2 separate regions of the Homo sapiens genome follow, and region 2 is linked to region 1. A link is a loop called in an ENCODE intact Hi-C map of the cell type or tissue named here. Cell type or tissue: dorsolateral prefrontal cortex. All regions are shown on one strand. Each heading gives the region's core, and the rest is flanking DNA. Links, peaks and the distances in the headings are about the cores only.

Region 1 (8,738 bases), core at 496-8,495:
ACCATTAAGAACACTTGTGATTCATGTGTCAGGGGGTCAAATATTGACTTCCATAGGAGTTTGTAAGAAGTTGATTCCAACCTTTATGGACGAGTTTGAGAGGTTCAAGACTTCAGTGGAGGAGACAGCAACAGATGTGGAAACAGCAAGAGAACTAGAATTAGAAGGGGAGCCTGAAGATGGGACTGAATTGCTGCAACCTCCCAGTAAAATTAAGCATGAAGAGTTGCCTCTCATAAATGAGCAAACAAAGTGGTTTCTTCAGATGGAATCTACTCCTGGTGAAGATGTTGTGAACACTGCTGAAATGACAACAAAGGATTTGGAATATTCCATAAACTTCGTTGATGAAACAGTAGCAGAGTTTGAGAGGACTGACTCCAATTTTGTAAAATGTTACCAAACAGCATCACATGCTACATAGAATTCTTTCATAAAATGAAGAGTCAATGAATGTGGCAAACTTCATTACTGTCTTACTTTAAGACTTAAATTGCTACATCCACCCCCAACCTCCAGCAGCCACCACCTAGATCAGTCAGCAGCCATCAACCCTGAGGCAAGACCTTCTGCTAGCCAAAAGGTTACAACTCAGTGAAGGCTCAGATGACTGTCAGCATTTTTAGGGATGAAGTATTCCTTAATTAAGATGTTACTTTTTTTGACATATGCTATTGCACACTTAATGGACTACAATACAGTGTAAACATAACTTTTATATGCACTACGAAACCAAAATATTCATGTGATTCACTTTATTGTAGCAGTCTGGAACCCATAATATCTCTGAAGAATGTCTGTACCTTCTCTACTTGCCTGTATTCTAACATTTAGTTCCCTCTAGTCTCTGAACACCACTTCATCACCTAGCAGGGCTTTGTCTCCCGTCTCTGACATATTACAATTTCCTCCATCCTCCATCCCCGTAAAACTACACCTTACACGTAGACAACACCTAAGTATTGATTTCAATCAATACACCATAAGGTCCTCCCAAAATAACTACCAAATCAAGTTCCCTCCCAATGATTCTCTCATTTCTTGAAACAAACTTATTTCTTTTGTAGTTTAAACTCACCACTGCACACCTAAAAGGTTTCAAACATGACAACAGGGAAAAGGCCAAATTCCTTCTCTAATACACTGTCTCTAATATAGCTAAATAGAAGCACCTGTTAATCAATGGCTATAAATGGGCCGGGCAAATATTGGACTTTCCATTCTTTTTCAATAAATTTCCTTGTAAATGTATGTGTATGTATAGGTTTTTATATAACCATATATGAAAAAACTAACTTTGTAAAGATTCATTTTCCTAGCTACTTCCTTTTCCATCATCAAAGCCAGTGGGAACTCACTATGTGAAATGAAATGCAACAGAGATTGTTTTTTTTAAAACTCCAACCAAGTCCAGAGACTAAGGAGCAAATCTTTAAGGTGATCCACCTGACACAGCACTTTAAGTCAGAGGTGATGGACTCCTCAATGGAGAAATTCATTTCCTTGGAAATCCTTCTTTAGGCTATATGACTACAATAATACCCCCTTCTGAGTGTGAACAGCCTGCTTCTCAAAGCTGCAGGACATAGAGGGTTTAACCAGCCTGACGTTGGTGCAGACTGAATGAGAGAAAAAATGCAAAATCAAAAATTTCAGTACATGTCAGCTATTATATATACCATTACTCAACCCTCAGTAAGAATGGCTGAAAGATTTTCCACCATTTTTCTCACATTTTCTGTTGTTAAAATACTTTTTTGATCAAAGACACAATTAACAGGGTGAAAAGATAACACACCAATTGGGAGAGAATATTTCAAATCATATATAAAGGAGTTGGATCTAGAATACATGATGAACTATTAAACTCAATAATAAAAAGACAACCCAGTTAAAAAATAGGCAAAGGATCTGAACAGACATTTCTCCAAAAATAATAAACAAATGGCCAATAAGCACATTTAAGATGGTCAACACCATTAGCCGATAGAGAAATGCAAATCAAAACCATAATGAAATACCGCTAGGACAGCTATAATAAAAAGACTGATAATAACAAGTATTGACAAGAATGTAGAGAAACTGAAATCCTCAGGTGTTCCCCACGGGAATATAAAATGATAAATGTAATATGTGGAAAACAGTAGGATAGTTCCACAAAAGGTTAAATATAATGTCATCACATAATCCAGTAAGTTATACATACCCAGGAGAACTAGCCTGTATATCTAAGAGAAATGACACATGTCCACACAAAGACCTGTAAACAAATGTTCATAGCAGGATGTTCATTATAACCAAAAAGTGAAAACAATCCAATATCCGTCAGCTGATACCCAGATAAATAAAATGTGGCATATGCATACAATGGAACACCATTCGGCCCTAAGAGAGAATGAAGTACTGAAACCTGCTACCACATGGATGTACCAGGAAAACATACACTAACTGAAACAAGCCAGTTTCAAAGGACCACATGTTGTATAATTCCATTTATATAAAATGTCCACAAAAGGCAAATCTACAGAGAAAGTAGGTTAGTGGTTGCCTGCGGCTACTGAAGGCAAATGGGGAGTGACTGCTCATGGGCATGGGGTTTTTCAGGGGTAGCGAAAATGTTCTAAAATGTGGTTAATAGCTTCACAGCTCTGTGAACATGCTAAAAAACACTGACCGTAGACTTTAAATGGATGAATTATATAGTATTTCAATTATATCAATAAAGCTGGTTTTTTAATATTCAAATATTTAAAATGTCTTCTTGAAGTACTTAACTACCAATAAAATGAAGTAAAAGATTATTTCTTCATGAAGTAAAAGAAAAGATTACTCCATACTGATAAAAAGTAAAACACTAGGAAATGATATAATTTCACAGGTGGGGGGAGACAGAGAGGATAAGGGGTAGAAACAAGAGTGACTGTGAGTCAATGGTTAAAGCTGGGTGAAGAGTAAATGGGTGTTATTATATACTTCTATATTTGTACATGTTTGATGTCCCATAATAAAAGGGTTTAAAAGTTAATCAGTTGTACCCTATAAAATGAGCCACAGAAAATCCAAAATCCCATACTCAGCCACTGTTCACATGGGGAATGAAAAGTAGTCAGTGCACTGATTGGCTGCCTGGATAAATAGCCCAAATGAAAACTGCTGCCTCAGTGCCACAAGACCAGCAGAGTCAGACCACTGGCCAGACTGCTGGGTTCTGCTGAATGATCAGATAGTTAAATCAGGTTCTCTGGCTGGAGAGCAGGAAAAGAGAGAAAAGGAGGAGGGGTGGGGATGGGCTGTTGGTACACAGTGGAAATGACACAGCGTGATACATTACTGAAATACATTTTTGCTTTTAAAAAGTTTTCCTCTAACAGAATTACCTGTAGAACACTGGGGACAAATACAGAGTGCCTGTTTTTGTCTGGATGACTCATTTTACTATGTTATTTTAAACCAGCCATTTCCCTCTGGTTTTAATTATTGTGCAATGACACCGTGCAAAGTACTATTACTTAGGGATCAAGTAGGCAGCTCAAGATCAAATAAAATAAAACCCATCAATATGTAGCAGCAAACACTAAATGCCTACCACGACCCTCTACTGGGATATGAGGCTACAAAGAGAAGAAAGTGGCCCTGCCTGAGGTGCACATGACACAAAAGTAGACAGCAACAAGGTAAGTGCTCCATTGTACCCTGAGACCCAGGAAAGGAAGCAAAGAGGCGTTTCATCCACATATTGGGGAAGGTACAAAGGAGTTCCACACACAGAAATGGCAGCGTGTGACATTTCAGGCAATGCAGATGGCAGGAAGGCAGAGGGAGTCACCAGTGAGGCGCAGGAAGGTCCCCAGAGGCCAGAGTTCCTCAAACGCTAGTGCACAAAATGGTCACCAGAGGGTGCTGGTTCAACGCACACGTTTATTTCCAACTCCAGGGATTTCAACTCCAGAGGTCTGGAGTCGGGTGGAGAAATCTGCTTTTTTAATCAGCAGCCTGGAGGACTCTGACCCAGGCAGTGGCAAGCTATGGAGTTTGGTTTTTTATCACAAATGGGTAACTGAAACATTTTAAACACAGCAACGGCAAGATCAGATACGTAAATTAACGCTATTTCTCAGGAAGTTGTAGGGGAAACCCTGGAAAGGAGGCTGCCAACTCCATCAGGGAGGTGACTGCAGCAGGGAACAAAGAGGCAGGTGCGACACCTTTGTGAGGCAGAAGAGGAAACACCCTAAAGTGGAGATGAAGGAAAGAGAAAGGGCAGCTAACACATTTCCGAATGGGTGGTCCTGGTGCCATCAACGGAGATGTGGAATTACAGAGAACAGCTGGGGAGGGGTGGCAGGGCTGGGTTCAGTTTGTTATTTCCTTAACTTGTTTTAATGAAACTTCTTATTTTGAGATAACTGTAGATTCACATCCAAGTGTAAGAAAGAGATCCCATGGACACTTTACTTAGTTTTGCCAAATGTTAACTTCCTTCAAATCTATAGTACAATATCGCAACCAGCATACTGACACTGAGGCAACTCACCAATCTTACCCAGGTTTCCCAGTTTTCAGTTTAGTTTTGAATACGCCAGATTTAAAATGCTGGAGATATTCATGGGAAAATATGTTAAGGAGCAGGTGGATATGCAAGTCTGATACTCAGAAGGGTCAGGGGAAAGATGCAAATGTAGCGAACATTACCATATGTGGGATGCAATGCCTTAAAGAATGTGTTCATGACTACAGAAGTACCTAGCAGACACAATCCTGGGGACAGACCAGTTTATCATGCAGAGTAACAATATTGGTAGTGCACTCGCTGTGCACTGGCCCTCTTCTAAGCCCCTGACATGCATTAACTAGCTTAAGAGTGGTGAAGGGCACAGGTTCTAGAGTTAGCTGGCCTGGTTCCTGCCCTGGCTCCAATCACTTACCAGCTTTGGAGTTTTAGAGCAAGTCAGCCCCTGGGTGCTTCAGTTACTTGCCTGTAAAACAGGGCTAGTAAGTGTTCTTAGCCTATACAGAATTATTTTGAGGATTAAATGAGATGCAACATGCTAAAACAGTGACTGGCACAGAGCGAGGGCCCAGAAGAAAGCAAACTTACATGGTTTACAAGGCTGGGTAGGGAGGAGGCTACAAAAAAGGAGGAAGTAACCTTAGGTGAAAGTAGCATCTCTCCAACCAAGACTGGAGGAAGACGGGTAAGGACAACCGCTGCAGGTAGGTTTACATGATGCAGGTATGTCGGGGGCGGCAGTGAATAGGTCACTGAGGGAAACTGACAGGACTGTTCCTCTGGGATGTTCCTGGGACAGGTGGTGGGGAAGGGAAGGAAGACTGAAGAGAGAGGTGAAGAGGTGAAGATATGACCAGCCACAGTGAGTGAAGGGCCCTCTGCCTAAGGAGTGAATAACACAGCTGAGGAAGGGGGGCAGTACCCCAGGAAAGACAAGGCCATTATAAGGCAATATCTAAATACTTGCCCAGTTGTGTGTCAGGTAGTCAATGCTTAAGATTTCAGAAGAAAAGAGACCAGCGTGGCCAAGTCAGAAAACAGGGGGCCGAGGCCTCTGACAAGGATACAAAAATAGGGGAGAGGGGTCGACAAGGGAGGGTCTGACAAGAGCACAAAAGTCTTGTACTGCAAGGTTGCATGGAAACTCCCGACTGCATCTTTCTTCCTGTGAGGTTGCTGGGCTGTATCTGATAGCTGAGGAGAACCACACTGGACACCTTTCTTGGATTCTCCCTTTCACTCACAGGTCTCCAATTCTCATTTTCATTTTAACGTAAACATGCTAACTGTCGCATTTAGGGATTTTTTTTTCCCCCAGTTGTCCTTTTTCCCTATCAACCCTGTACATGCATCTCAAGCTAAGGCATGCGGCAACCACAGAATCCAATTTTAGCCCTTAGAACAAGAATTTCTTATTTGACACATCAGTCACACCACCAGCTTCCCCCACAGCTACAGTTTCGGGGGCTTCCTTCTAACAGAGGGACACACTGAACATGTGCCACCAACAGGCTCAGCTCCTTCTCCAGGGCATGAGATAGCAGTCTGAAATTAATGTTGGAATTATCATATGGTAAATTTCTGTCATCTTTTCAGATTTCTATATATACCTGAGTGAGCAACAGCCTTGGCTTTGGTGAAATATTCGTATCATAGGGAATAACAGGGACAGCATTTTTACAAATATTAAATTGGTGCACTTAATTAACCACTTAGGACATATCCCCACAGCCTTCTACATGTGACACCAAGTCATGAGTTTTACTGCCCCAGGACAGGAGGACTGTAGGAAGATGTAAGACTTGTCTTCTAGCAAGACACACAGGCCACCACTTTGCTTCTGTGTAGAGAACACACCTCTGTGCACTCCTCTGGCCAGGTCTTGGGGGACAATGCTGTAGAAGGGAGAAGAGGAGACATGGGGAAGAAAGGGAAGGCACCCACCCTCCTGAAGATTCAGGGGAATGGGAGCAAAAGAAAAACGGAGGACAAGCACTGGTGAAAGATACTTGCTGCTAGCCCCACTCTGAAGACACAGAAGTTATTTAAATTATTACATCAGACATTTCACGACCCTCACCTCCTCTCCCAGCTTCTGCTGCAGAGGCAGTGGGAGGAAGCGCCCAATCATCTGAGGAGCAAAAATAAACAAACTACATTTTCTTTTTTCACTTTGCATTGGAATTTAATCCCATGATCAGCTGTAGTTAGAGTAACGTTTCAATAGTTAAAGTGGCATTGTGCTTACTATTTAGGTCCTAAATGCAGTTACTGTAAAGTTTCTATTTCTGAACAAGCTTTAGACAGCTAAGAGTCTTTCATTAGAACACAAATACGACAGACATCATATTGCCAGATGACCGTGTAAAATAACCCTAGAGCAAAAAGCTCTAAAACACAGCAAAAATGCTTACACAGTACACAGACCAGCCAGATCCACCCCGGCTTCCCTCTCATTCCCTGCTCCGGAACTCACTCCTGTGTGATTTTTCTGGAGACTAAAGAATGATGCATGTTATGTTCATTTAATTAAAGCTATTTGCTTTAGCTGTGTTAGATTCACAAAGACATTCCAACTATAATTTATTGACCCTTAACTGTTTTCTACCCGGCATACCCTATGAATTCCTTGACTACAAAATAACAGATTTGAATCAGGCTTTAGAGCCATGTTATTCCAGGGATTTCACTTGGAAGTTTATACACATTTGGAAAATGACTTTGAAACCTAATGTACTTCTTTTTAATTAAAAAAAAAAAAAGCTTTCTATTTATCATGGAATTAACATTCCAGTGCAAATTGCAAAAATAAAGAACCTAGCTTTTATAAATAAGTCATTAAAAGGTTAGCTTAGAGCCATTTAAAAAACAAGGCCACTGTATGCACAGTATGGAGCAAGCACCAATTTTTTAAAGGACTGTTAAAAAATACACAAAATCTACACTTAAAAATACATGAAATATATCTCAGAGGATATGCATGAAACTGGTAAGAATTATTGCTTCTAAACTATGTAAGGAGGGGTCTGGGATAGAGGTAGGGGGTCTGAAGACAGTATGTTAGAAAGGAGACTTCACTATCCCTTTCTGAACATTTTGTGTTTTGGACCACATTTTGTAATATTACCTATTAGAAATTTTAGCTCATACAAGAAGCTATCTTTTCTTAAAATTCTCTTGTTTATGCTTTAAGCAACAGATCTGCAAGATGCCCAACAAATTAAAACTCATTAAACATTGAGCTTTTGGAAGCATTCTTCATACCTTAAGCAAACACCATTCCCCCACTCAGCTTCACACAGTTGATCTTCATTTGATGTGAGCAGCATGCAAATTCTGTAAATCAAACAGGACCCAGAAACAGAAGTCTAGGATGGAATTTCCCATTCTTCCACTTTCCACGAACTTTGTCCCCTCATTTGTGAAATGGAGGCACTCAACTACCTCAGAGAATTTTCAAGAAAACTAGCCCAAATGAGAAGCTACGAAACCAGCCTGTAAACTGCCAAGACTTTGAACAAGCTTATTTTGTAGTATACTATCTTCCAAGTATGCACGTATATACCAATAGCCATAAAGAGGGTAGGGAACCATGATTTACCAATTAAATCAAGGTTCTTATTAACATTTTATCATAGAAGATGACTGATTAATTCAAGTGGGAGTGAACATTTACTAGGACTGACTAGAAAAAACTGTTGAGTAGCAATGGATTCTTAACAGAAAATGTGGGACTAGACCATTCACCCAAAGTGACAAGACCAGAAGAAATGACAGTAGTAAAGACTGCAGCGAATATACTATCTGGAACAGAACTATAAACTTAATTCATTTGCTCATAAGTTGCCAAAGAGGAAGATGGAAGATAACTGAAGAACCAAGAACTACTTAAGATCCAAAAAACAGAGTAAAAAATCCCAATTCTTACTTAAAGGCTAGATTTCTTTAAGGCATAGCTCATATTTTACTACTACAGAAAACTTTCCCTAATTTTTCCAGTCGATCCATTATTTCCTATATGATTACAGGTAATTAGATACTAATGTATTATGCTCCGTTTTAGGTGTGTATCTTGTAACCACAAAAAGATGGTATCCCCTTACAGACAAACAGCACAGCCCCCATTTGGTTAAAAATCTTCACAGCATCTACCCCAATGCACAGACTCTTGATAAACCTTTTTTAAACTAAATCACTCCTTATTCAAGTGAAATACAGTAATTTCTTT
Region 2 (8,738 bases), core at 151-8,150, 360 kb after region 1:
TGTCTTCCCTCTGGGACCTGTCCCATGTCTCCTATTCTGGTGACTTTTCTCCAAGATGCAATACTCCCTCAATCTGGAATTCTAGTGAATTAAATTCCCTTTATAAAATGTAAATGACATCATAAAAATATAGTATTTAAGAGGCGAAGAGTAAGGAAATTACCCCTAAAGAATATTTTAAAGTGAAATGGCAGAGTAGTGGAGGTTAAAGCTTTAACACTAGCCATCAAGGTCCTGGCACCTCTGGCTGGCTATCTACAGGCTATACCAAGCTCAGACTTAGGGAAATATGGAGAGAGCAGGAGAGGCCTGAGAGTTGTAATTGGTCATTATCTCAATACGAACTGACCAGGCAAAGCAACTACTAAAAAAGGAAAAATTTAAAAAGATGATGTGTAGTTACACTCATATGGCAAATAGGGATCATCACCTGTGCCAGCTCCAATTGACCAGTCGTGGCTACCTGGAGTGTAATGTGGAGTATCATGAGGTCACATGTGAACCCAGCAAAAGGAGCGCCAGGATCAATTAGCAATGCCAGCTGTGGGTGTAGGAGTGAGGAGAGGCACAGGGCATGCAGTGCCTCCTGGCCCTGGGCCTGGAAGCTGGCTCTCAGGAGGAAAGCAGTGTCTTATCGGATACAGTCAGGTTCAGAAAGTCATCAGCGGAAAGGCTTGCAGGAGCCAAGCAGGTACCATGAAAGAACAAAGCAGCCCCAGGGGAAGGGGTTGCCTCTGTGTGTGGAGGGCACATGGCTAGTAGAATATTTTTGGCAGAAAGTGATAGAAAAACCCAAGTCAACTGGTTTGAATAATATAGAACTGCATTATTTTACCTAATAAGTCTTTGAGAGAGGCAGGATGAGCCAGATGTGCTGTGGTGAAGGTTCTAGCTCTATTTCCCACTCTTCTTTCAATTTTCCCCTCCTCCATGTGAACAGCCCATCACTACCATCTGATAGTAACTGATTTAGGAACATAGGCTTAAACCATCAGTAGCTGGTATTCCCAGGGCTGGTCTAGGGATGGGCGTATGATCCAATTTGGCCTAATCAGACTTCAGGGAATGCCTTATTTCATGGGTGGAGGAGAGGTTTTCTTTTCCTTCCTGTGGATGTAAACAAGAACACTTATTGCCCCAGTCACTGCTGCCCATCATCTTGCAACCATAGGGGTAAGTCAGCTTGAGGACGCTCCATGTGGAGGAGAGGAAAGCTGAAAGAGGAGTGGGAAATAGAGCTAGACCCCTCACTGAAGCACATCTGGCTCCCCCTGTCTCTCCAAGTGCAACATGTGCTATGATCAAGATGTGTTCCATCTAGAGGCTCTAGGAAAAGATTTGTTTTATTTCCTTTCTCAGCTTCTAAAGGCCCTCTGCATTCCTTAGCTTGTGGCCTCTTTCTCCATCTTCAGAGCTGGCAATGTTGCAACTCTGAACATTCTTTCATAATCACATCTCCTTCTGACTACAACTGGGAAAGGATTTCTTCTTTTAAAGATCCATGTGATTAGATTGAACTCACACCAATAATGAATACTGTCCCTATCTCAAAGCCCTTAACCAAATCACATCTGCAAAGTTCCTTTGCCAGTAAGATAATGTATTCACAAATTTCAGAGACTTAGGACTTAGACAGCTTTGGGCGGGTGTTATTCTGCCTACCATACCACCTCATAGTTCCTTCAGGCTCAGATCCACACTTTGTAGTTATATATTTCCAAACTCTAGATAGAGGTCAAGAAAGTCAGGAAAAAAGCATTTCCACAAGAATAAAAAGAAAAAAACTAAGTGGATTCAGCAATGTGTTCCATTTGATGGGTAACAGTCTCTCCCTGGATTAAATAATAACTGTTGAAAAGGTCCTACAGGCTAATGTTAGCTAAAAGAGGGCTGAACAAAGCCCAAATTAAACTGCGTAAATTCCCTGAGGTCTCTGGAGAGTTTTCTGTATAAAAGGAAGGTCACAGGTGATATTGTATTTCTTATAACCCCAAGGACACAATAACTTTTATGTCAAACTGGAAATGAAATAAAATGCTGGCTTCTGAAAATTCATCAGATCAAGGAGAACATCTTGACTGGACAATGAGAAAATTTATAACTCTTCAGTCACCTCCTCGATCCTTTTAACTCTGGGGATTGCCATTGAATAGCTAACTCAGTCATGGAAATTAACTTATCCAGTCAAAAGGAAATTGTCTGCCTAAGGATGAACACAGAGGATCTGGCTACAACTAAAAACTCTTGCTCTCCTAGCTTGGCTACTCAATAGAAAAGGAAAGGGAAGTGTGAAAACATCAAATAGAAGAAGCAGTAATGAATTTTGCCAGCTACCTTTTTTTTCAATAGTGAGCAGTGCCGAGAATGAACATAAGGAATCAGTGCTCAGCAGACCTGGATTGTAGCCCCGCTGGGACATTAACTAGTTGTTAAGACTTTGGTCAAATGCCTTAACCTTCTGGGGACCATGTTTCCTTGTCCTTTTTTAAAAAATTTTAAAAATATTGACATGCATTTTTTAAGATGCATTAAAGAAAAAATTCATAATACTTCCACCACATAACACACACATATGCACACACACACACACACACACACACACACCCCTACTTCCTCTTATTCCACCCTCCAAGGGTGGAACGTCTAGTGAGTATCCCCTCGATACCTTTCTCCATGCTCGCATGCAAGCAGATATTCCTAAAGAGTTTGAATTTTTTGTTCTTACAAAAACTGAATCATACTATGTTTAAGACTCCACAATTTCTTTTTTTTTTTCATTCAACTTACTATGGTGATCCTCTAGAACAATTCATATAGATCTAATTCATTCCTACACACTAATTTAAATTGGAATTATGAATATACCAAATTACATTTATACCAAAATATATCCTATTGAAGTACAGTTCAGTTGTATCTCAATTTTGTTTTGTTTTGCTACTAAAAAATGTGCAAAAATCATCTCAATTACGTATTTCTATGTTCTACAGCTTTCATATCTGAAAAATATACTCCTCAAAATGAGATTTGGGGCAAAAAATATTTTTAAAAATTTTAATAAATATTACTATACTATCTCCCCAAGAGCAGTAATAATTTTCAGTCCTACCTTCAGTATATGAGAAGGCCTGTTTTCCCTCTATTAGCACTGTATGTCATTAATCTTTTTAGTTTTTGCCACTTGATAAGGAAAAAATGGTATCTTGTGTTGTTTAATTTGCAATTTTGAATGCTAGTAAGGTTGTTCATCTCATTTCTTAGTAAACTTTAGTTGCTAATTTAGGTTTTTACTCTGTACAGACACTATTCTTATGAGAAAAATGGAGGCATATTTTGGACTAAATCTCTAGCAAAATCACCGTAACTGTTATCTGGAATACCAGTTTAGCCAGAAACCAATCAGTACCTGAAAGCAGTCTGTAGCTTGGCTGTTGTATAACACCTCAACCCCATTTTAAGGAAGATCTTCAAAAAACTTCTGGAGAAGTCTAAATTGCAAACGATGATCACCACCACAGAGGCAGGAGTAATGGATGCCAAGTTCAACATAAACTTGTCTTTGACACCAAGGCATTGCCAAACCAGGAATGATGGCAAAGCTAATAGTGACTTCCTGAAGCACTTGGTTGAGAAGCATTCCGAGGCTGATCAGGGCTCAGCAGAAAAAGAGATGGAGTAGCAATGTGCGTTGGGTGCATACGAATATAAAGGAGCAATATCTCAGGTGAGAGCCCTGATATTGTCCCCAATTGGAATTGATACCTGGGCTCAAAGGTGCCCGGAGCTCTTTGATCTGGGTAGGAGGAAAGACTCATTCCCCATCCCTGCCATCACCTCCTCCTGAGACCACACAGGACCAGGGGTGTCCTCCTCTCTCTTCCCCAGACCTCCCATTCTTTGACTCTGTTTCATTTTATCCAGAATTCATCTGAATAAAAACGTTATTGAAAACGGAGAGAATACAGAAATTTTCTACACCCTAAATCCACTAGGAATGGACAGACAGGGCTGGTAAGGGAGAAATTAAATGACATTTGAAAATCTACAGACAAGAGAAATTGTAGGCAAAATGACAGACATAAAATCTCTGGCTCTCTTCAGAGAATTAGCATTCAAATCACAAAAGACAAAACAAAACAAACAAAAAGCTCTCAGTGCCAAAGCTTAGAATGCCTGCATTTCAGCTCCATCCAGGAATGGTGCACATTTTCTCTCCCAAAATGTGAGTTGGCCAGGCACTTCTCCGCCGCCTCACGCCTCCCCGTGACTGCGCTTCCTTTATCAGGACGTCGCCTGACCCCTAGTGGTGGCACCGCCTGCAGCTGCACCAGATAAGCTTGTCAAAATTCTAATTTGCTGACAGGTAGCAGCATTTCCTTAGAAAAACTAATGTTTGTACATTACCACAGTAGAAAATGGGTCTCTGACTTTAAGAAGATCTTCAGAAAGGTAAACTGCAGAGAAATTAACAGAGATGCCTAAACACCAAAGAACACAGCAATCTTTGTCATATGACAGCAATACATGACATTTTTCCTGGATCAGTAACAGCCTCGATCTCCCAGGCTCAAATGATCCTCCTGCCTCTGCCTCCTGAGTAGCTGAGACTACAGGTGTGCGCCTCCACCACAAACAGCTAATTTTTTTATTTTTTATCTTTTTTGTACAGACAGAGGTCTCCCTATGTTGCCCAGGCTGGTCTTGAACTCCTGGGCTCAAGCAATCCTCCTGACTCAGCCTCCCAAAGTGCTGGGATTACAGATATGAACCACTGCACCCAGCCAGGCCTATCTTTAAAAATGAGTAAAAATCCTCTGGTCCTGCTCAAATTTTTCTTTTTTATTATTTTTTTTTTTAAAAAAAAAAGGAGTAAAGAATTGCATCCAAGATAAGGAAGTCTCCACGTGTCTACACATTCATCCAAACCCACCTTGCTCAAGACTTCATGAAGTAGAAAAGCCTAGAAACTAGACATTCACAGTCCTATAAAATTCATGTGCCTTAAACTGATGCCATGAAAATTAGTTCTAAATGATGGCCAAAGGCAATAGGGAAAAAATGCATTTGTGAAATATTTTAGTTTATTTCATGAAGCATTAAGTAATGTATGAAAAGAAGTTGAAACTGAGACAAATGATCTTAAATGAGCCACAATCTTGGTCTATCCAGAATTTGCCTGCAAACCCCACCCTGCCCTTGTCAGAATGACTCAGACTTGGGTTGACTGAGCTTCCAAGGTGAAAGTCTCAGAAGCCACAGTTGAAGGAATCTAGGGTTGGCAAGGTTTCCCAGGTCCCCCTCCCACATGCCCCAAACTGGTCTCAGGTCCAGTTTGCTCTCAAAAGTAGGGTAACTCCTACTTTTTTTCTTTGAGATGGAATCTCTGTCTGTTGCCAGGCTGGAATGCAATGGCATGATCTTGGCTCACTGCAACCTCCCCCTCTCAGGTTTAAGCAATTCTCCTGCCTCAGCCTCCTGAGTAGCTGGGATTACAGATGCATGCCACTGCGCCCAACTAGTTTTTCTAGTTTTAGTAGAGATGGGGTTTCACCATGTTGGCCAGGATGGTCTCAATCTCTTGACCTCGTGATCTGCCTGCCTCGGCCTCCCAAAGTGCTGGGATTACAGGTATGAGCCACTGCGCCCGGCTGACCCCTACTTTTAAAAAGGGCAAAAGATCTGAACAGACACCTCACCAAAGAAAGTATACAGATGACAAATAAATACAGTGGTCCCACCTCAACTACGGAACATATGTTCCAAGACCCCCAGTGGATATCTGAAGCCACGGATAGTATGGAACCCTATTATACTATGTTTTTTCTATCTAATAATCAACATAGCTCCAAAGTGACTAATGGGCGGGTGGTATATACGATGTGAAGACACTGGACGAAGGGATGATTCACATCTTGGGTGGGACAGAGCAGGACAGAATGAGATTTTGTCACACTACTCAGGACAACACGCAATTTAAAACTTATGAATTGTTTATTTCTGGAATTTTTCACTTAATATTTTCAGACTTTGGTCAACTATGGGTAACTGAGGCTGCAGAAAGTGAAACTGTGGATAAGGGGGAAACTACTGCTTATGAAAAGATGTTCCACATCATTTGCCATTAGGGAACTGCAACGTAATAAATAAAAGTTGTATTGGTCAACTTTATTGGACAATCAATATTCATGAGCCTATACTGATATAAATAAATGATTGAATAAATAAATAAATTTGGAAGAATAGACAAATCTCCCATGCAGAATAAATTCCAAATAATTTATTACATAGATGCTTCTCGTTAGAGAAGTAGAGCACAGCTTCCCACTCCTTAAGTGTGGGCTGTAACATAGTGACTTCCTTTCAAAGTGTAGAGTGTAAAAAAGGCAGGGGGCAGTGAAGGGGAGAGTAATATTAGGCGGGGCACAGTGGCTGACGACTGTAATCCCAACACTTTGGGAGGCCGAGGTGGGTAGATAGCTTGAGCTCAGGAGTTTAAGACCAGCCCGGGCAACACAGAGAAACCTTGTCTCTACCAAAAATACAAAAATTAGCCAGGCTTGGTGGCGTATGCCTGTGGTCCCGGCTACTCGGGAGGCTGAGAGAGGAGGATTGCTGGAGCCCGGGAAGTCAAGGCTGCAGTGAGTCAAGATCATGCCACTGGACTCTAGCCTGAGTGACAGACTGATACCCTGTCTCAAAAAAAAAAAAAAAAAAAAAAGTAACGTTACAATGGAGAAACCTAACAAACATTAATCAGCCATGTGATCAAGGCTAACATTAGCAATGATAAGCATGGTGATACCTTACTCTGTGGTCTTCCTCTCCAAAACCAATAACCCCAGTCTAATCATGAGAAAAACATCAGACAAATTCCAACTGAGGGACATTCTGCAAAATACCTGACCAGTTCTACTCAAAACTGTCAGGGTCATCAAAAACAAGGAAGGTCTAAGACACTGTCATGGCCAAGAGGAGCCTAAGGAAACATTACAACTAATTATAATGTGGTATCCTTGATGGAATCCTGGAACAGAAAAAGGACATTGCATAAAAACTAAGAAAACCTGAATAAAGTATGGACATAAGTTAATAATAATGTGTTAATATTGGTTTATTAATTGTGACAAACGTACCATACTAATGTAAGATACTAATAATAGGAGAAGCTAGGTGTGGAGTACATGGAAACTCTCTATTGTATCTTTGCACTTTTTCTGTAAATCAAAAACTATTCTACAATTAAAAGTTTATTTAAAAGTAGGATGAGTAACTTCCTGATTTGCCCAGGATGTTCTGGGTTTTGGCACTGACAGTCTGGCATCCCAGGAAACCCTTCAGTCAAGGCAAAACAGGATGGCTGGTCATCCTATGATATTCAGTCCCCCTCTACCAACAGAGATCCCTGGGAGACACTAAGAATGTATTAATAAACTATCCTAGCTTTCCCTTTCTGTGATTTTGATTATTTGTTGCCTAATTTATTTCAGGCCTAGAGCATTTGCCATTGCCATTTCCCATAACTGACCTAAAAACAGCTAGGCACAAAAAGTGGGTATTTCATTGTAGTGGAAATATCCATGAGGAGAAAAGAAAACTTTCTCAGACATAATCAAGATAGCACCTCAACATTTTCCATACGAATAGTCCTGTAGCGTGACAAAGCATGAGTAATTCATAGAAACATGGTTATGACAGCTTTGATGCGTCCTTACAGCATGAGGCATTACAGGATTTCAGCAATGAATCAACTGCGTACACAAAACAAGTCAGCTCTACTATCTGACATCCTATGGGAAACTGAGGCACAATAAGGCCAAAGCTGACTTGGGGATGGTTCAACTGGACAACTGCCCAGGACGCTGATCCATAATGCTAAACTGCCACAAAAGCACTAAAATGTTGGTGGAAACATAAGGTAGGGAAAAAAATAATTTTTCATACTCCTCCTAGGGAGGTCAATGAACATGGCTGAAAGGAATACAAATGTTACTCAACTCTAAATCTTTCCTAGACAGAAACAAAGCTACACATGAGAGGACAACCATCCCACAGATGGTGTGGCAGTGGCTTGTCTAACAAATGCCTAGTTGGACTTATACACAAATGTTCTTAGGAACTACCTTTCAAACTTAGACTATCTGTAAATAAGGAAGCATCTGTAATTGATAAGCCACCAGGTTGACAGGGTGTGGAAACACCCACTCCCCATCCCCCAGCCAGGCAGCAAACTCCAGAGGTGGTCCTGTGAAGTGCCTTCTCAAGAAGTGTGAGTTCAATTAACCCAAGGCCTTTAACTATACTGAGATGGCTATGAAGGTCTGGGACTATAGGGTCCTTCTACTCTGCCCCTCCTGCACACAGAACTCAATGCTTCCTCCAAATAAACCCAGAATAAATTTCAAACACACATAGGTTTGAAGGATAGACAAATTATTCACCTGCCAGAGGCATCCACTAGTTAGATCCATTCCAGGCCAAGGAGGGCACTGTGTTGAGGGCAAAGGGCTAAGGCTTTAAGGATCCTGGGCTTAAATCCAGCCTGAGGTACTTACAAATTATTTAACTTTCAGTAGAATCTTGACCTCTGGGTTCCCAAATTTCCCATCTGTAAAAATAAGAATAATTTTATTCATCAGATTCTTTTCTATTGTGTTTGTTAAGCAATTGCAATGGTCTGGCTGATAGTTGGATGTGCATTCCCTCCATAGCTTGCATTACTCAAGAAGACTGACAGCATA

The links. A loop is a pair of places that touch in the nucleus more often than their neighbours do. Peaks named below come from ENCODE experiments on the same cell type or tissue, not always from the same donor. Only the 100,000 strongest peaks of a DNase experiment are listed, where the experiment ranks them.
Region 2: it touches region 1 in a loop (12-fold over the local background); 98 of 110 quality-filtered maps call a loop at or near these places.

The regions. Positions count from the first base shown.
Region 1 is chr3:151,141,352-151,150,089 of GRCh38, reverse strand. The region is part of intron 5 of MED12L (mediator complex subunit 12L); the gene reads right to left. Among named protein-coding and RNA genes, the nearest start is that of GPR171, 57 kb to the left of the region's middle. In dorsolateral prefrontal cortex, for the core only: CTCF peaks have their summits at 3,675 and 3,882 (motif pointing right); a DNase peak (open chromatin) is centred at 3,899; H3K27ac peaks cover 739 bases.
Region 2 is chr3:150,783,520-150,792,257 of GRCh38, reverse strand. No RefSeq gene overlaps it. Among named protein-coding and RNA genes, the nearest start is that of SIAH2, 25 kb to the right of the region's middle. RefSeq lists a silencer at 4,195-4,254. In dorsolateral prefrontal cortex, for the core only: CTCF peaks have their summits at 4,093 and 4,296 (motif pointing left); a DNase peak (open chromatin) is centred at 4,277.